Regions from separate parts of the Mus musculus genome. Here region 1 is linked to region 2. Evidence: chromatin loops called from intact Hi-C (ENCODE). Cell type or tissue: heart. All regions are shown on one strand.

The links. Peaks named below come from ENCODE experiments on the same cell type or tissue, not always from the same donor. Only the 100,000 strongest peaks of a DNase experiment are listed, where the experiment ranks them.
Region 1: it touches region 2 in a loop (2.1-fold over the local background); 3 of 42 quality-filtered maps call a loop at or near these places.

What each region holds. Positions count from the first base shown.
Region 1 is chr16:8,509,601-8,517,600 of GRCm38, forward strand. It overlaps Abat (4-aminobutyrate aminotransferase), which reads left to right and starts at 3,829. Exons shown (of 16, transcript NM_172961.3): 1 at 3,829-3,974. In heart, no CTCF peak of the experiment used is centred here; DNase peaks (open chromatin) are centred at 3,761 and 4,841; H3K4me3 peaks cover 2,079 bases; H3K27ac peaks cover 1,708 bases.
Region 2 is chr16:8,632,898-8,640,897 of GRCm38, forward strand. Tmem186 (transmembrane protein 186) reads right to left here and starts at 4,814. Exons shown (of 2, transcript NM_025708.5): 1 at 4,589-4,814; 2 at 834-3,495. The coding sequence starts at 4,591. The coding sequence ends at 2,848. Pmm2 (phosphomannomutase 2) reads left to right here and starts at 4,810. Exons shown (of 9, transcript NM_016881.3): 1 at 4,810-4,931. The coding sequence starts at 4,878. In heart, a CTCF peak has its summit at 4,932; a DNase peak (open chromatin) is centred at 4,794; H3K4me3 peaks cover 2,987 bases; H3K27ac peaks cover 2,913 bases.

The sequences.
Region 1 (8,000 bases), 120 kb before region 2:
TCCCCACAGTGGTACCCCATCCCTACCCTCTCGCCCCTACTCCTCATCCCCTACCCCCACCCCCACAGCTAGAGCTGCCCTCTGTCCTAGAGGACAGTTGCTGAACTTAGAAAAGTCCTCCAGAAGGACTCAGTGTTCTCTCTGCACTCCCAAGGCAACCACTCTCCCAGCAGTAGGAGACCTGCAGGACCTGGGAAGTAACTGCAAACGGCTGCCTCCAGAGGCTGACAGTTTTCTTCACAGGTGGCAGAGTGAAGCTATTTGAGAATCAGCTTGCAAAGCACCTGGCCCTAAACACCTCCTTCCTACTCCTGCTTAGCCAGAGAGAAAGCAGCAGCTTCCCTCTCAAGGGAGCCCTGAGGTAGGGCCCTACAGTGCTGTCCAGACCTGGTTGAGTGAAGAAGGCAGAAGAGATAATTAAAGGCCTTAGCTCGGGATGAAGCAAACTTTTCCAACCAAGAGCACATTGCAGCCGCTCAGCTCTGTCATAGCAGTGCCATCGGCCACACAGAAATGAATCTGGGTGGCCTTCTCCCAGGAAAGCCTTAGTCATGCTCGCTGACGATTCCATTCCTGAATGATCTCACAGGGCTTTCTTCAGATTTTTCTCCAGCCATTTAAAATAGAAAGCCTAGATTTAGTTCAATTTCATTCAAAATAAATAAATAAATAAGATGAGTCCTGGGCCTTTAATCCCAGCACTAAGCAATTTGAGTCAAGAGGAATCAGGAGTTCAGGACCAACTTGGGCAACATAAAAGAACCTGTCGAAAATATCTATCTCAGTCAAAAATAGTGGTACATGCCTTTAATCCCAGCACTCAGGAGGCAGAGTCAAGTGGATCTCTGTGAATTCGAGGCCAGCCTGGTCTACAAAGTGAGTCCAGGATAGCCAGGACTGTAATACAAAGAAATCCTGTCTCAAAACACACACACACACACACACACACACACACACACACACAGAGAGAGAGTATCTCTTGATGCATTTGGCCCATGAGCTAGATTGCCAAGCTACACTTAGATATTTGCTTTGATGTTGTTGTTGTTTTTTTTAATTTTAACTATTTTTTCTTAGCAGAGGAAGGTATGTATGTATGTGTGTATGCATGTGCATATTGTGTGTGTGTGTGTGTGTGTATGTGACTTTATAGCACATGCTCACAATCTCAGCACTCAAGAAGTTGAATCAGCAAAAATTAACCAGATATGGGGGCACATGCCTTTAAACCTAGGATTTCGGAGGCAGATGCAAGCGGATCTTTGAGTTCAAGACCAACTTGGTCTACAGAGTGAATTCTAGGACAGCCAGAGCTAAATAGAGAGACCCTGCCTCAAAATAACAACAAAAAGATTGCCAGAAGTTTAAGGCCAGGTTGGGTTATATGGCTAACAATAATAAATAGCAACCTTAAAAACAAAATAAAATTAGAATAATTCATAGTTTTAATATGCAGAGGTATCTATTTCTACCAATGAGATTATTTACCTATCCTTCCTCTCTAGCTAGCTTCTTGTATCATTTCTGTCTAATATGACAGCTACTCATTTTGTTTGTTTGTCTGGTTTTAGTGAGCAACAGGGGTGATGCTTGAGACGGAGTCTCAATCCCACATTGTAGCCATGCTGACCTAGAATTTGATAAATAGCTCAGGCTAGCCTCAGACTCTTGGCAATCCTCCTACCTCAGGCTCCTGAGAGCTGTGATTGTGTCAAGGATGACCTTGAACTCCTGATCTTTCTGCTTCTACTTCATGAATATTGAGATTATAGGTATGCACTATAAGATTGTATCTATCTACCTATCTACCTATCTATCTATTGATCAATCGATCTATCGACAAGGTCCTGTTACCTGGAACTCACTATGCAGAACATTCTGTCTCCAACTCTGCCTCTACCTCTCCAGTGCTGGGATTAAAAGTGTGTGCCACCACACCTGTAAGTTTTTTAAGGTGGAAATATCCAATTTCTCTCAAGAATGGCTGAGATGAGACTGAGGCAGCAGTACACAAAACTGCACAGTTCCTGGAAAGCCCACAGAAAGCGATAAGGCCAGAGCCATCTTGGGGGTCTGAAAAACAGGCGTTCCCATCCTTTTGCTTTAACTTGCTTTTCTTTACAAAGTATTCATTGTCCATTTGCTCTCTTTGGGCAAGCAATAAATGGATTATCAGCAGGCTTAGGTTTTAAGAAGAAAGTGCTAGATTTACAACACAGCCTCCAGAAAATTCCTTGGGTCAGGTGATAGGGATAACTTGGATAGCAACTGGCAGGACCTTCTGGGTTCCCAAGGGACCGAGGATCTAGGCTCTCACCTGCTCCTTAGTCTAGTCATTGTCTCTTTGGGGTTCAGTTAGGGATCGCAGTGGATTGCTTACTTGGAGTTGTTTCATTTGTTTGCTTATTTCTGGCCTATCTTGATCCCTTTATTTCTAGGTTTACAATCCATAATAACTATATATGAGGCTGCTTGGATTCCTGGACTCAACAGGGACCTCCAGGCTCTGTAAAAGTTGGCCAGATCATGACACAGTTGCCTGGGAAAATCCTAGAGGTGGTTAAATGTTTGCAACTTTGATTTTATCAATGAGTGATAACACCTTGTGTCCAAATAACGTTGGAAAGTTATAAGACCATTAAATATAAGCAAGCAAGTGAGCAACACACACTGCATCCCATCAAACTAAAATAAATCCTCCCTCCCTTTAAAAATAAACAAATAAATAAAAATAAAAAATGAAAAAGGAGCCAGGCATGGTGGTGCCTTTAACCTCAGCACTCTGGAGGCAGAGGCAGCCAGATCTCTGTGACCTGGAGGCTGGGGTGGTCTATATTGCAGGTTTCAGGATAGACAGGGCTATGAAGAGAGACCCTGTCTAACAAATAAACAAATAAATAAGTGAAATAAGAAAGACAAAAGGAGAAAGGGGGAGGAGATGGCTGAGCAACTAGGGCCACACACTGCTCTTGCAGGGGCCCTGAGTTCTATTCCCAACACCGCATTCTGCCAGCTCACAACCACCTGTATCCACAGCTCCAGGCAGTCCCAGGATTCCAATAGCCTCCTCCAGCATCCATACACATATACATAGACAGATAGACACGTGATTGAAATAAATTTTATTTTTAATGAAAGAAAAGGTGTGGGACTTGGTCACTCACATATTCGTTTTAACTGGTTTCCAGTGCATCTTCAATTTTCTGAACACATCTCTATTACATCTAAGATCTTGTTTCTACTCATAAAAGAGATAGAACCAATTCTGCCTTCCTTTACCATTAAGGAAATGGAGGAAGGGTTGGGAAAGAGACCTGTCCTGAGTCCTGACCTGACTCTCAGTTTAGCACTCTTATTGACCTGCTGTGCACCACTGATGCACCAGAAGGTGGCATGGAGGGCCAGTGCCGACAGGTGCTTTAGTTCTGTTTCAGGGCCCCGGATTCTCAGGTTCCAGAGACCAGATCCGAAGCACAGAGGTCGGGGTTGGGGTTCAGCTCCATTCATCAGCAATTCCCAGGATCTTAAAACAGTGATGTGGGGTGGGAGTACATTGAAGATTCGCCTTAGCCTGCAAAGTCCCTCCCTCCTGTAAGGAGAGGACTCCTAGCCCCCATCAGATTTGCTAGGGATCCTTCGGCTGCCTCTCCCCAAGTCCCTTGCTCCGGCCCTCGCGGCCCTCCTCGGAGACCCCCGGGCGCATCCTATCCACGGAGGTCGGACTCTGCCCCCGCCCCGCCTTCCCCCTCCCCCCGGGGGCGGTGGCCCATGGCGGGTGCTCTCATTGGCTGAGGCGCAAGCAAGGGCTAGAGGCAGTGGTGCTGATTGGCCAGGGTGGCTCGGCGAAGCTTGGGAGCCTGGTGAGTCGCTGGGGGAAGCGGAGCAGACGCCAGGCGCAGCCAGGAGCATCGGAAGGTGATCGCGCAAGTCCGGCCCGCGGATCGCAGCCTGTAGATCGCAGCCCGGGCCTGGAGGTAAGTGCGACGCGTCTGTACGCGCGTGGCTCGCCCTTCTGAAGGAAGCCAGAGAAGGACATCTTCCTCTAGAATCCGGGCCCTCCATCCAACCAGTACGCGGGATCCTGCTCCGAAAGGAAAGGGTCTCCCACCTCCCAGGCCCCAGAAAGCAAAACAGCTTCGTGTAACCTTCAGAAATGGGGCCGTCCGTCCTGCCCACTGGCTGGAGGGGGAAATCCCTCCCTCGTTTAGTCCTTGGAATAGAGTCCCCCCCCCCCCCCCAAGTGGAGTCCTGCCTCCGCTAATATCTAGACCCTTTCTCATCTCCTCCCTTTCCTAAAAATCTAAGTTAGGTTCTCTTGCTTCTCTCTCTCTCTCTCTCTCTCTCTCTCTCTGTCTCCTTGGAATGTTGAGGACACAGCTCGACAGAAGGGTCCTATCCCTCCCCAACTGTGAAAGTCCTGGAGAGTAAGACCCTCCTTTCAACAAGGACATCCCAGGCCAAATCACCTGCATGCCCATTCCAGAAACTAGGTGCTGGATTCTGGGGACAAATGACTTCTCTTCTATTCCTATGAAGTCTCTTCCCACCTATAGGAGAAGCCATAACCCCCTAAACAAGGCTTTTAGGGGCCTCCACTTCCCAGGCCTAGAGCCTCCAAACTCTAAGAGCACAGATGGCCTTGGCACTGCAGGACCAGCAGGCACCCCCTTCCACCCCCACCTCCAACACAAATGTAAAAGTCTGTTATTCAGTGTTACCCTACAGACGCAGGTCTCTCTCCGCCTGGACAAAGGGCTATCAACATAGAGAAGAGCTGTTGGCCCACTTCCAAGGGTCCCCTGTTCGTTTCTTGGGGCTGCCCCCATCAAGTCCCGTGGATATTGCCTGATGGAATTCCCTGGGCATTAGGCCAAGAGAAGGCTGCTGCTGGGCTTGTCCACTGGTCTAGGGACACTGTTGGCTTAGCTGTGTGCCTCCCTCACACTAGCCTGAGAAGGTCTGGTGGGGGCAGGTCAGGAGACAGGAAAAAATTGAATCTTGGCCTGTTCTCTGGATCTGGGATGTGGGTTGGGGAGAGAGATGTTTCCTGGAGGCCAAAGGACAGCTCTGGGAGGGACAATTAACCCTGCCTGCAATCCTACGATGTAAAAGAGCATCTACATTAAGACTGACCGTTCATTTGGTACCTGAACCAACTGAGGCACTGGCTCAGAGAGAAAGGAATGGCTCAAGGTCACCCAGCCAGTCACTGACAAAACCAGCGTAGCTCCTATAGGGTCACTGGGGCTCCCCAACACTAGCTCCAGTCTTCACATGTACAGTGGGCACATCTGGGCACCATGTCCACTCATCACAGGACGCAGCCACACTGAGAAAGGCAACGCAGAAGGAGCAGAATTTGTAGAAGGTCTGTGAACACTCCACAGACTCTGGTGGGATCCATTCCTGGGGGCTTAAGGGTTTCTGTTTTGCACCTTCTGCAGTGAAAAGCTTGCCAAAATCCAGATCAACCCAGTAGAATGGATGTTATCAGTTACAATAAGCTAGAGCCAAGGCTACTGTGAGGACCGCGGCTGCGTGACTGGGTTTGCTCCAGGAAGAGGTGCTGAGGAAGGTGCACCCCTTTCCTTCCTGCTGCCTCTGCTCATTCTCCCTGGCTCCCATTCTCTACAGCAATGGCTTGTCCCTGCTCTGCTCATTCTCCCTGGCTCCCATTCTCTACAGCAATGGCTTGACCCTGCTTAGATCCAGCGCCCTTTCCTGGCACACGGGTGATTTTCTGGGACCATTTAGTGATCACCAAGCAGTAGTGACCAGACCCTCACAGATGGGAGAGCTGGGGTACCAACTCTCCCTGCCCCTTCCTCTGTTCAGCTATCAGCTGGCGTGTAGCTGTCATACAAGAGCTGAGTTCAAGGTGAAAACGTAGGGTAGTGGTTTCCATCTGCTTCTTGGTGTGTGATCTTGGGAAGATTTCCTTTTCTCTTTCCTTTTCCTTTCCTTCCTGTTCTTTTCTTTTCTTTTTAAAGGCAGTCTCATATAGGACAGGCTAGCCTCCATCTCCCTGCATAATGGAAGATGACCTTGAACTTCTGATCCTTCTGCTTTCACCCCCTGAATGCTGGGACTGTGTGAGTTTACCACATCATCACAGCCAGCTTCCATGCAGGGCTGAGGCCAGGGCAAAGGGCTTGCTCCATGCTAGGCGGGCACTTTACCAGCGGAGCTATATCCCCTGACCTTTGGGGAAGTCCTCCTCTCTGTTAGTTATCCTCAGAGTAAAATAAGTTGATCCTCAAAGTATATAGCACATCTCATAAGTACAAACAGTGCTCACCATTTCAACTACAAAGGCAAATCAAGCCAGGCGGTGGTGGCACACAACCAATCCCAGGTGAGGCGAGGCCAGCCAGGTCTACAGAACAAGTTCCAGGACAGTCAGAGCTACACAAAGAAACCCTGTCTGGGAACCATCCTCTCAAAGAAGAGACAGCTGGAATGGGTAGTGTGTCAGCCGTGCCTCTGGATGCACCCAGGAATCTCTGCTGCAGACAGGACAAAGGCAACAGACAAACCCGGGCCATGGGAGAAGTGGGCATTTCAAGGAAACAGAGCAGTGTGTGCAACAGACCTTAAACCCAGTTGGAACCTAGGGCCAGCCATCTATTGACTACTTCTGCCTGGAGCAACATGCACAGTCATTGACTTCTCTGAGCCTCAGCTCCTTCTTTCTAGCCTGGAGGGTGGGCATCCATAGGGGTGGGCATCGGGTAAGGGGTGGGCATCAGGCCAGGGGTGGGCATCAGGTAAGGGGTGAGCATCAGGCCAGGGGTGGGCATCAGGTAAGGGGTGGGCATCAGGCCAGGGGTGGGCATCAGGTAAGGGGTGGGCATCAGGCCAGGGGTGGGCATCAGGAAAGAGGTAGCTTGCATTGAGGTTTCTTATTCTTAACCCCACTGGCACTTTGAGTTGGGTGATTCTCAGCTGTGAGGTTTATCATCTTCGTTGCATTTTACACACTTGAGGAAATCTCTCCCATTAGGATAGGATGGATTTATGGGTATGATGTCTGATGTGTGAGCATGAGTTTGGATCCCTGGCACCCACCTAAAAGCCAGGCTAGCCAGTTGGGGAAAGGAGACAGGTAGGTCCTTACTGAGCCAGTCTTGCCAAAAGGATGAGCTCCAAGTTCAGTGAGAGACCCTGTCACAAAGAATAAGGTGAATAGCAGTAAGACACCTAATGATGACCTCTGGACTCCACACCACACACACACACACACACACACACACACCCCATACACCACACATACACACACACCACACATAAACTCACACATGCACACACACACACACACACACACACACACACATATACACATATACATGCATACCACACATACACACATAAACCACACGCACCACAATACCCACACCCACACATACACACCACCACACAGCACACACACACCTCACATACACACACACCCTTACATCTCACACACACACACACACACACACACACACACACTCTCCAGATGACTCAATATCTGGTAGAGGATAAATTCTTCCTCCTCTCCCTCCTCATTGGGGACAGCTGGCCTAGTGTGGCTTCAGACATGGCTGGTGTTGGAGCTAAGCCCACCCTGTTGCCCCAGCTCCTTGCTGTGGTTTCTCCCTGATGGGAAGGTGGGGAGCGCTCTGTTGGTAAACCTCCATCTGTGTCCCTTTAGTCTCTGTCCTTTCAGGAGAACTCTGCCATTTGCAGAGCACCATTAGGATTCCCATTTCGCAGACCATAGAGATGAGAAGTCTGGTCAGAGAGCATCTTCCCTTTCCACACAGAGGCCTAAGTGCTGCTCGGAGAGAAGCGCTGGACATTGATTACATCTGTTTCTCTCCATGGGAGGGGGTTTGTACACGCCACAACGTGCATGCTGAGGTCAGAGAACAACTCTTTTAGGATCCACTCTTCCCTAATTGGTGGGGCCCCAGGATTGAATTCAGGTCTTTAGTCGTGGGAGCAAGTGCCTTTACCTG
Region 2 (8,000 bases):
GAAACAAAAAGGCCCTACAAAGCAGGCTACCTGTGTGGTGGTAGCACATGCCATTAATCCCAGCACTTGGGAGGCAGAGGCAGATGGATCTCTGAGTTTGAATCTACAGAGTGAGTTCCAGGACAGCCAGGGCTACACAGAGAAGTTGTCTCAAAAAAACAAGCCAACAAACAAACCACTTGAGATTGTGGCCTGACGTGATGGTGTACACTCAAGAAGCAGAAGCAAGTGGATCTCTTTATCTCTTGAGTTCAGCAGGCCAGCTTGGTCTACATGGTCAGAGCTTGTCTTAAAAAAAAAAAAAGACAAAAAAACCCAAAAAACCCTGGAATTGTGGTGCATACCTCTTTATTTAATCCCAACACTCAGGAGGCAAAGGCTAGAGGATTTCTGAGTTAAGAGCCAGTCTGATCTACATATAGCAAGCTCCAGGATAGCCAGGAGTAAAATAAGGAGATACAGTTCAAAAAAATAAAAACTACTAGGCTGGAAAGATGGCTCAGCAGCTAAGAGTGGGCTGCTCTTCCCCAGGTCCTGAGTTTAATTCCCAGCATTCATGATGGCTCACAACTGTCTATAATATGAACTGATGCCCTCTTCTGATGTGCAGACTCTACAAGTAGAAAAAAAAAACCCATATACATAAAAATACATGCATTTTTTAAGTACCTTAGGAAAAAAACAAAGCTAAAAAGAATCCTAGGTGGGACCTACTGAAGTTAGGTCACTGAAGCATGGCTTCGGAGGATACTAGGACCTACAGGCTCTTAAGAAGCTTAGTTTCTTTATGTCCTTCTCTATCCTCAGCAGGGACAAAAACAAGCACTTGTTTACTGTTTACTTCAGTGTTATTCACATATCGAGGAGTGGAGGAGATAGCCCATCATGTCCACTGACCTGCTGAGTTGGTAAGCATACATATACATTCACATTCAAGTGCACCCCAGAGTCAAGTCACAAAGAACTAACCCACAAACACTTTCATTGACTCAAGTGTATTAATCTCTGAACACCACCAAGTTAGCACTGGGAAGCACAGGAGGAAACATATCATGATTCCCTTCATGGATGTCAGAATAACAAATTCAGACAGATTAACTGATGCCTACAAACAGGCAGAGGTGGAGAGGACGAAGGCAGGGACAGCTATGGCCTAAGTGCCTACATCCTATCTGGGAGAGTGAAGTGCTGGAACTAGCCAGCGGCGATCGACAGCTACGAAACGCAAGGATATGCTACATGTCCAGGACATTGAAAATGGTTATAATCTGATATGCACATTTTAAGGGTTTTTTGAGATTACAATAGAATTACATGTACTTCCTTCCCCCTTCCCTTTCCTCCCTCCAAACCTTCCCTTGCCCTTTCAAGTTCGTGGCCTGTTTCTCCTTAATATTGTTGTGTCCGTGCATATGCTTCTAAACACGGCCGGCTCACTCTGTGCTTGCATGTGCCAGTTTTCAGGGTCGCCCACTTCACACTGGGTGTGCCCTCCCCTGAGGAAGACTCCTGCTCTCAGAGTTCCCATGTTGCCTGTAGCTCTTTGTGTAGGCCTGTGGTGGGACCCCTCCACACACACACACTTTGGCACGTCTAGTCTACTGTTACCTGTGTTCATGCTCTGCTTACTTTAGAGAGGACCAGCAGGATGGCTCAGTGCGTGCAGGGGCTTGCTGTCAAGCCTGACAACCTGAATTTAACCCACAAGACCCAAATGCTAAAAGGAACGCAACTTGGAAAAGTTGTCCTCCAATCTCCTTATATGCACAGTGATAAACACACAAATAATTAAAAGAAAAATTCTTAAAGGAAAGAAATTACTAAAAAGCTACAAAGCAAAGCATTCTGGTAGACAAATTACAAAAATCACGACTGCTTTCCTTTTAATGCAGGTACAATTACCTAATAAGCAAGTGTTTGCTGTTATTATGAAAAGCATATGCACTGTCCTTTAGATGATGAATTTTTGCTTGGACACAGTCCCTCTGCTGCGATGACACTACAAAGCTCTCAAGTGTGAGCACCCCCGGACCTCCTAGGGATCAATGTAGTCTCAGGGGTGCTGTCCCTACCTCTGTTGGTGTACAGTGACTTGCTGATGGGAAAAAATAAGTTCACTCTGGGCTTTAGCCATGGCCGTCCAGCTGGTGAGCATGAGTAAGTGCTGGGCCCCATTGGCACCCTAGAAGCCTTGCTCTATGTTGTAAGCTCTGGGCTGTGTACCTTATACAGCACTCAGTATTCACTGGTTTTGCCTGTTCTGTGGTGCTGGGGATGGAACTTAGGACCTTATACATGCTAGGCAAGAGCTCTGTCACAAAGTCCTAGCCATACCCGTTCCCATGAGAAGGGTTTTCCATCTCACAATGCAATTCAAGGTTCAGAAACTTGTCAAGGAGCTAAGGCTCAGCAGAACCCAAGTCCCCAGACCCCACATCCTGTGCTCCTCTGCCAACCCTCCTGCCTCCCAGCTTTACAGCAGCGGTCTGCCTTAGTGACCTTGGCATAGCACTCCTCCAACAACTGCCTCTTCACAGAAACTTCTCGCCACTATATGATGGGATGTCCTATGTTCCACTAAGGGCTTTTTCCTAAAGCTTCCTTTTTGGGCCAAAACAACCTTGAACTTTTTCTCCACCTGCCTGTGTCACCAGTTCTGAGTACAGGCAGGCATAGCCATGCCTTGTTCTATGCAGTGCTAGGGTCTGAACCCAGGGCTTCACATCCTGCACACTAAACAAGCATTCTACAAAGTGAGCACCAGCCCAGTCCCTGGTATTAGCTTTGTCTCATCCATGTCCTAGGCCTTCTGTCTAAAATCCAAGTGTAACGAGGGCTATGAGAGGCCTACTTGCTGTTCTTCAGTGTGGCCAGAGTTCCGAACACTTGTGCGAACCGTTCCCTGTCCAGGATTCGGCCATAGCGTAAGGTGAGGTAGAAGGTCTGCTTGCCACTGTACTGCTGGATGCGTACAAACACATCCTGAACCCGTTCCTGGGATTCTGACAGGGGTATCATGTCTGACACGGCACAGTACGTGTCCTGCCGCCAGCCCCAGAAGGTCAGGTGGGCCACTCGGAGCAGGGTGCCCGACTCGTTCACATACAGGATGCCCACCAGTCTCCGGAAGAAGTGGCTCATCCAACAGAGCATGGCCAGGGCAAAGCTGGCGACCCCACCCAGAAGGCACAGTGAACTGAGGGTCATGAGGCCTTGTGAGTAGCAATAGAAGCCCGGGGGCAGGGCCACCACAGTCACAGCTGTCTGGGCCAACTTCAGCCGCGAGAGGAACCCAATTGCTCGGATGGCTCGGAACCGGTAGATTGTATGGAATGTTTCGGTCTCGGTGCCTGGTGACTTCTCCCGTGAGTGGGGAGACCTGCTCCCCACCCACCTTTTGGAATCCCCCTGCCCAGAGCAGCACCATAGTCCCTGTAGAGGCCTCCTCCATGCAGTGGGCCCCTGCAACCTTGGCACGACTCGAAGGAGGAAAGCCTGGAAGAGAGAGGTTCATTTCAGAAGTCACCCATGCTAATCACACAATGAACAAGACAAAGCATCTCCCAGAAGGGCTTCAACCGCTCCTGGAAAGTCACCATGACTTCCAGAGGAAAGTGATAAAGCCAGACACTTAATTTTTTTTTTTTTTTGGTGGAATTCTATTCTAAATAGGTACCTTCTCCCATTTTTACAACTAAACAAACAAAACCCTAGTCGCAGTTAGTGAGATAGCCCATCTAGTACAGGTGCTTGGTACCAAACCGGGTAACTTGAATTTGATCCCTCAGGCCAACACGGTGAAGGAAGAGAAATTACTCACGCAGTACGTCCTGGAGCCCCGTATGCCAAAGCACAAGCATATGCACACAAACTAAACACACAAGATTAAAACAAAACAACAAAAACATTTTTAAGAACCTAAGCCCTCCCCCACCCCACCTCACAGCCCCAAGTACAGGGAAACACGGGCAGTCTGGAGCTCGGACGGGCCCTTCCTCCTAGGCAGGTCTAAATGAACATAGAAAACCTGTCGTTTCAGCTATTCACTAGAGACCGGGCAACAGCGGACTTGAAGGACCGCCCTTCCTTAAGGGGTAAATCAATCGGTGTCAGAACCCCACACAACAAAGCCGTGGGGTACTTATCACAGGACCTCTGCAGTTCTCCGAGTGCCTTGCGCGGCCAGAGAACCTCTTTGTATCATTAACCTGTCTGGGAAGGAAGCAGAGACGTGAGGCACGGAGGCCCTCAACACACTGCCTGTGGTTCTCTGGAGTGAGCAGATTCTGGGCTTTGGAGTCAAGAGGACACTAGCTGTGCATCCTTCTTCACCCTTCCAAAGAAAACCTCAGAATACGCTGAGGGAGACACGGCTCTTAAGCTCTGAACCGGGTGTGTACGTACGAAGTGGCAGCGACGCAGACCGTCCACGTGACCCAAGGGCCCGGGACAAAGCAGGAAAACAGCCCAAGCTAATAGACTCTGGCCTTCCACTGGCCGGTTTCCCGAATGGTCAGCCCAGGCGTCCTGCCTGCCAGTCCTAGACCCGACCGGGGACGGGGAGCGCGTTCCCTCCTGACATTCCTACCATGAGCCCGCCGCCTGCTACAGGACGCACGCTGTACTTGTCACCGGAAAGTTGAAGGGCGCATGCGCGGGCGGTTAAAAACCCGCATGCGCTAATTCAAAAAAAAAAAAAAAAATTACTATGGCTTGGGAACTGTAGTTCAAATTTTGTAACCGCCACCGGTGTTCTGTGAACCATTAGGGAATCTTCCCATGGTGCCTTGGAACTCCAGGGCTCGGAGCGGACCCGGAAGTTCCGGGTAGAGTTCCGGGTAGAGTTCCTGGTGCGGTCGAGGTTTCTGACTGGAGAAATGGCCACTCTCTGTCTCTTCGACATGGATGGGACCCTGACTGCCCCGCGGCAGGTAGGCGGCGCCCGGGAGGCTCGCGGTGGTGGAGCAGAGCCCTTGCTGCCCTAGACCGCGGTAACGACTGTCCGGGAACCAGGAGACGCGAGTCCTGAGCGGGGTCCTGAGTGGGGTGCGCAGGGAGGGGGCCCCCAAAAAACCTTCCGAGTAGGAAACGTGTTCAGAGTCTGAAAGTTCGGGCCTGAGTTTCTTCTCGGGCCCTCGGGGCTGGTGACCTGGCTTGAACTCCAGCCTCGGCCCTCTGACCTGCTGTTTCGCCTCCCCAGCCCTGTCACCTTTGGCTGTCTCTTCTAATATACCAAAGGCAGGTTCTCAGTCGTCTGACCTTCAGCAAATCTTTCTCGGAGCCCTTGAAGCCACTTTAACTGGGGCATTGCCTGTTGCTTGGGATGTTTTGGTGAGGATCACTGAAATTCATGACAGTTCCTCGCCAGATCAGGCCTCAAAAGTGAGCCCCTGCAGCAATGGGGACCCAGGTAGTAATAGGCTGTTTGCTGAAAGGATCAAGGATCCAATGGGACTTTGTTCCGCTAACAGATTTTGCTGTTAGGGCCAAAGATAAGTTTGTGTGGTTTCGTTGTGGTGATGACATTCTTTCTGCCTCCTATACACAAATTCGTGGTTGAGCAGAAATCACTCAAACTTGACACTGGGCTTAAATAGCTTGGGTGTCTCTGCCCCACTCCTTTTAGATTTCGTGGACTGTTCCAGAAGCCCATGTTAAGTGTGTGTAACCTTAGATATGTGAGTCTTATCTTTTTAATTTTTTTATTCCTTTGCAATTACATGTGTACAGTGTATCTGATCATATTCACCCCCAACCTTCCTGTGCTCCCTCTGGGGAACACCTACTCACACATCCCTCTTCCATTTTCATGTCCTTTTTAAAATTCTTATTTTAATACCTCACTAAGTCCAGTTAGTGCTACACACTAACACACCCCAAGTGATGGGCAACATATCACCCATGCTGGAATGTTAACTGACTTGATCTTGTGCAGGGAACCACAGTTGCTGAATTCATGCAGGCAACAGCCATATAATGTCCAGAAGACAGCATTTCATTCGCCACGCTCCTCCCCGTCCTCTGGCTCTTACATTCTTTCTGTCCCCTGAGCCTGGACAGGGTTGATAAAGGGCACTTATTCTTAGCACTTTGTCCAGGTATGCGTCTGCATTGACCACTGCCACTACAAAGAGAAACTTTTCTTACCAGGCTTGAGAGTGGCATTAATCTATGGATATAAACATAAATATTTAGAAGGCAATTTGACAAGATTTCCATTTAACAAAAAGAACACTAGTAGGTTTCCCCATAGTGCCTGTGAGCTCCTGAGTCATAGCTTTTGACCAAGTACTTTACCAGGCTGTGGAATAGATCTTTGTGTTTTGTTTTTTTCGAGACAGGGTTTCTCTGTATAGTCCTGGCTGTCCTGGAACTCACTCTGTAGACCAGGCTGGCCTCGAACTCAGAAATCCGCCTGTCTCTGCCTCCCGAGTGCTGGGATTAAAGGCGTGTGCCACCACTGCCCTGCTGGTTTTTTGTTTTTTCAAGGCAGGGATTCTTGGTGTAGCTTTGCCTGTCCTTGAATTATCTCTGTAGACCATGCTGGCCTCGAACTCATGGAGATCCCCCTGCCTCTGCCTCTGCCTTCTGAGTGCTGAGAATAAAGGCATTTACTGTCCAGCTGCTACCATTCTACCATAAGGAAACTGAAGTAAAACTATTAAGACGTGGCACCTCCGTTTCTTACGGCAGCTGTGCTTCAAGGACCTAAGCTCCAGGGCACTGTTGACGGTCTTGTTTGTCATTTCCTTTTCCTGTGCAAGGGTGGAGACCACTCCAGGTACTAGATAAGCTACTGGGAAAGTGCTTCCGTGTCCCTAGCTAAATGGCAGTAGATGGACATGAAGTATAAGATAGAGAAGGAGCCAGGTGATCCAGATGTGCTTTCAACCCTTAGAACACCATGCGGGCAGTGATCACAAGCAATTGTAACAATAAGAGAAAAGTAATTTAGAAGAGAAGTTTCCTGTATGTTGGGTTCTGCAATTAAAATATTCTAGCAACAGATCTATGTATCATCCGCCTTCCCTGTCTCATCTGTGTGCGTTATCAAACATCACTAATCACAGTGCAATCTGGAAGAGGAAGAACAGGTTATCTTTTATTGTGGTTGTTGTAACAGGATATGGCCTCTGTAGGCTCCACGTGATTAGCACGGACCCAGAGGTTTGCACATTTCCCTGTTTGTATAGAAGTCTGTCTTCCTGGGTGCTTTCTTCCCTACCCCGTAACTTGAGATAAGATTCAGAACAAAAGAAGACAAATGGATTCAGGCCCTAACAGCTTCATGAATCATTTTCCAACTGTGGCATCCTGGAAAATCTCACAGAGATCATTGACAAAAATAATGAACAGAGAAGCCCAGTCCCTGTCACTGTGTGTTTGCTCTTGTTGAGTGACTTTAAACCAGGGTCACTGAGCTACTTCACCCCTTTCCTCTCAGCATGAAGGTCAAGGGTACCGCCCTTCAATGCTCAGAGTCACATCTCACTAGTATTCTATTACCATAGTGCAGAGTTGGCATACTCTTCTGTACAAGGCAGAAGCGCGCGCGCACACACACACACGCACACACACACACACATTTATTTGTTGGTTGTGGAGATCGAGCCCAACAGCTTGAACAAGCTAGGAAAGCACTCCTGCTAAGCTAGCCCCCAGGCCCAGAGAGTCAGTATGTTGAGGTTTGCAGGCCACATAGTCTCTGTCACAGCTATTTAACTCTCTGTGGGACAGAAGCCACAGGAACACCGACATAGAGCGTCAGTGTTCTGCTCCAGTAATACTTAGTTATTGGTCTAATGGCACACAGGTCTGTTTGATGCCTCCTGGAATCCACAGCTGTTGCCACCTCTGAAATACCTTCCATAATTCTTTTTCTTTCACCTCAATTCCATTTTTCAGGTGTTAACCTGCTTATTATATTGTTTTATAATTCTCAGGATTGGTTGTCTGTTTCACTTTTGAAATCAGCTGGTAAGCATGAGCATCAAAGGTAT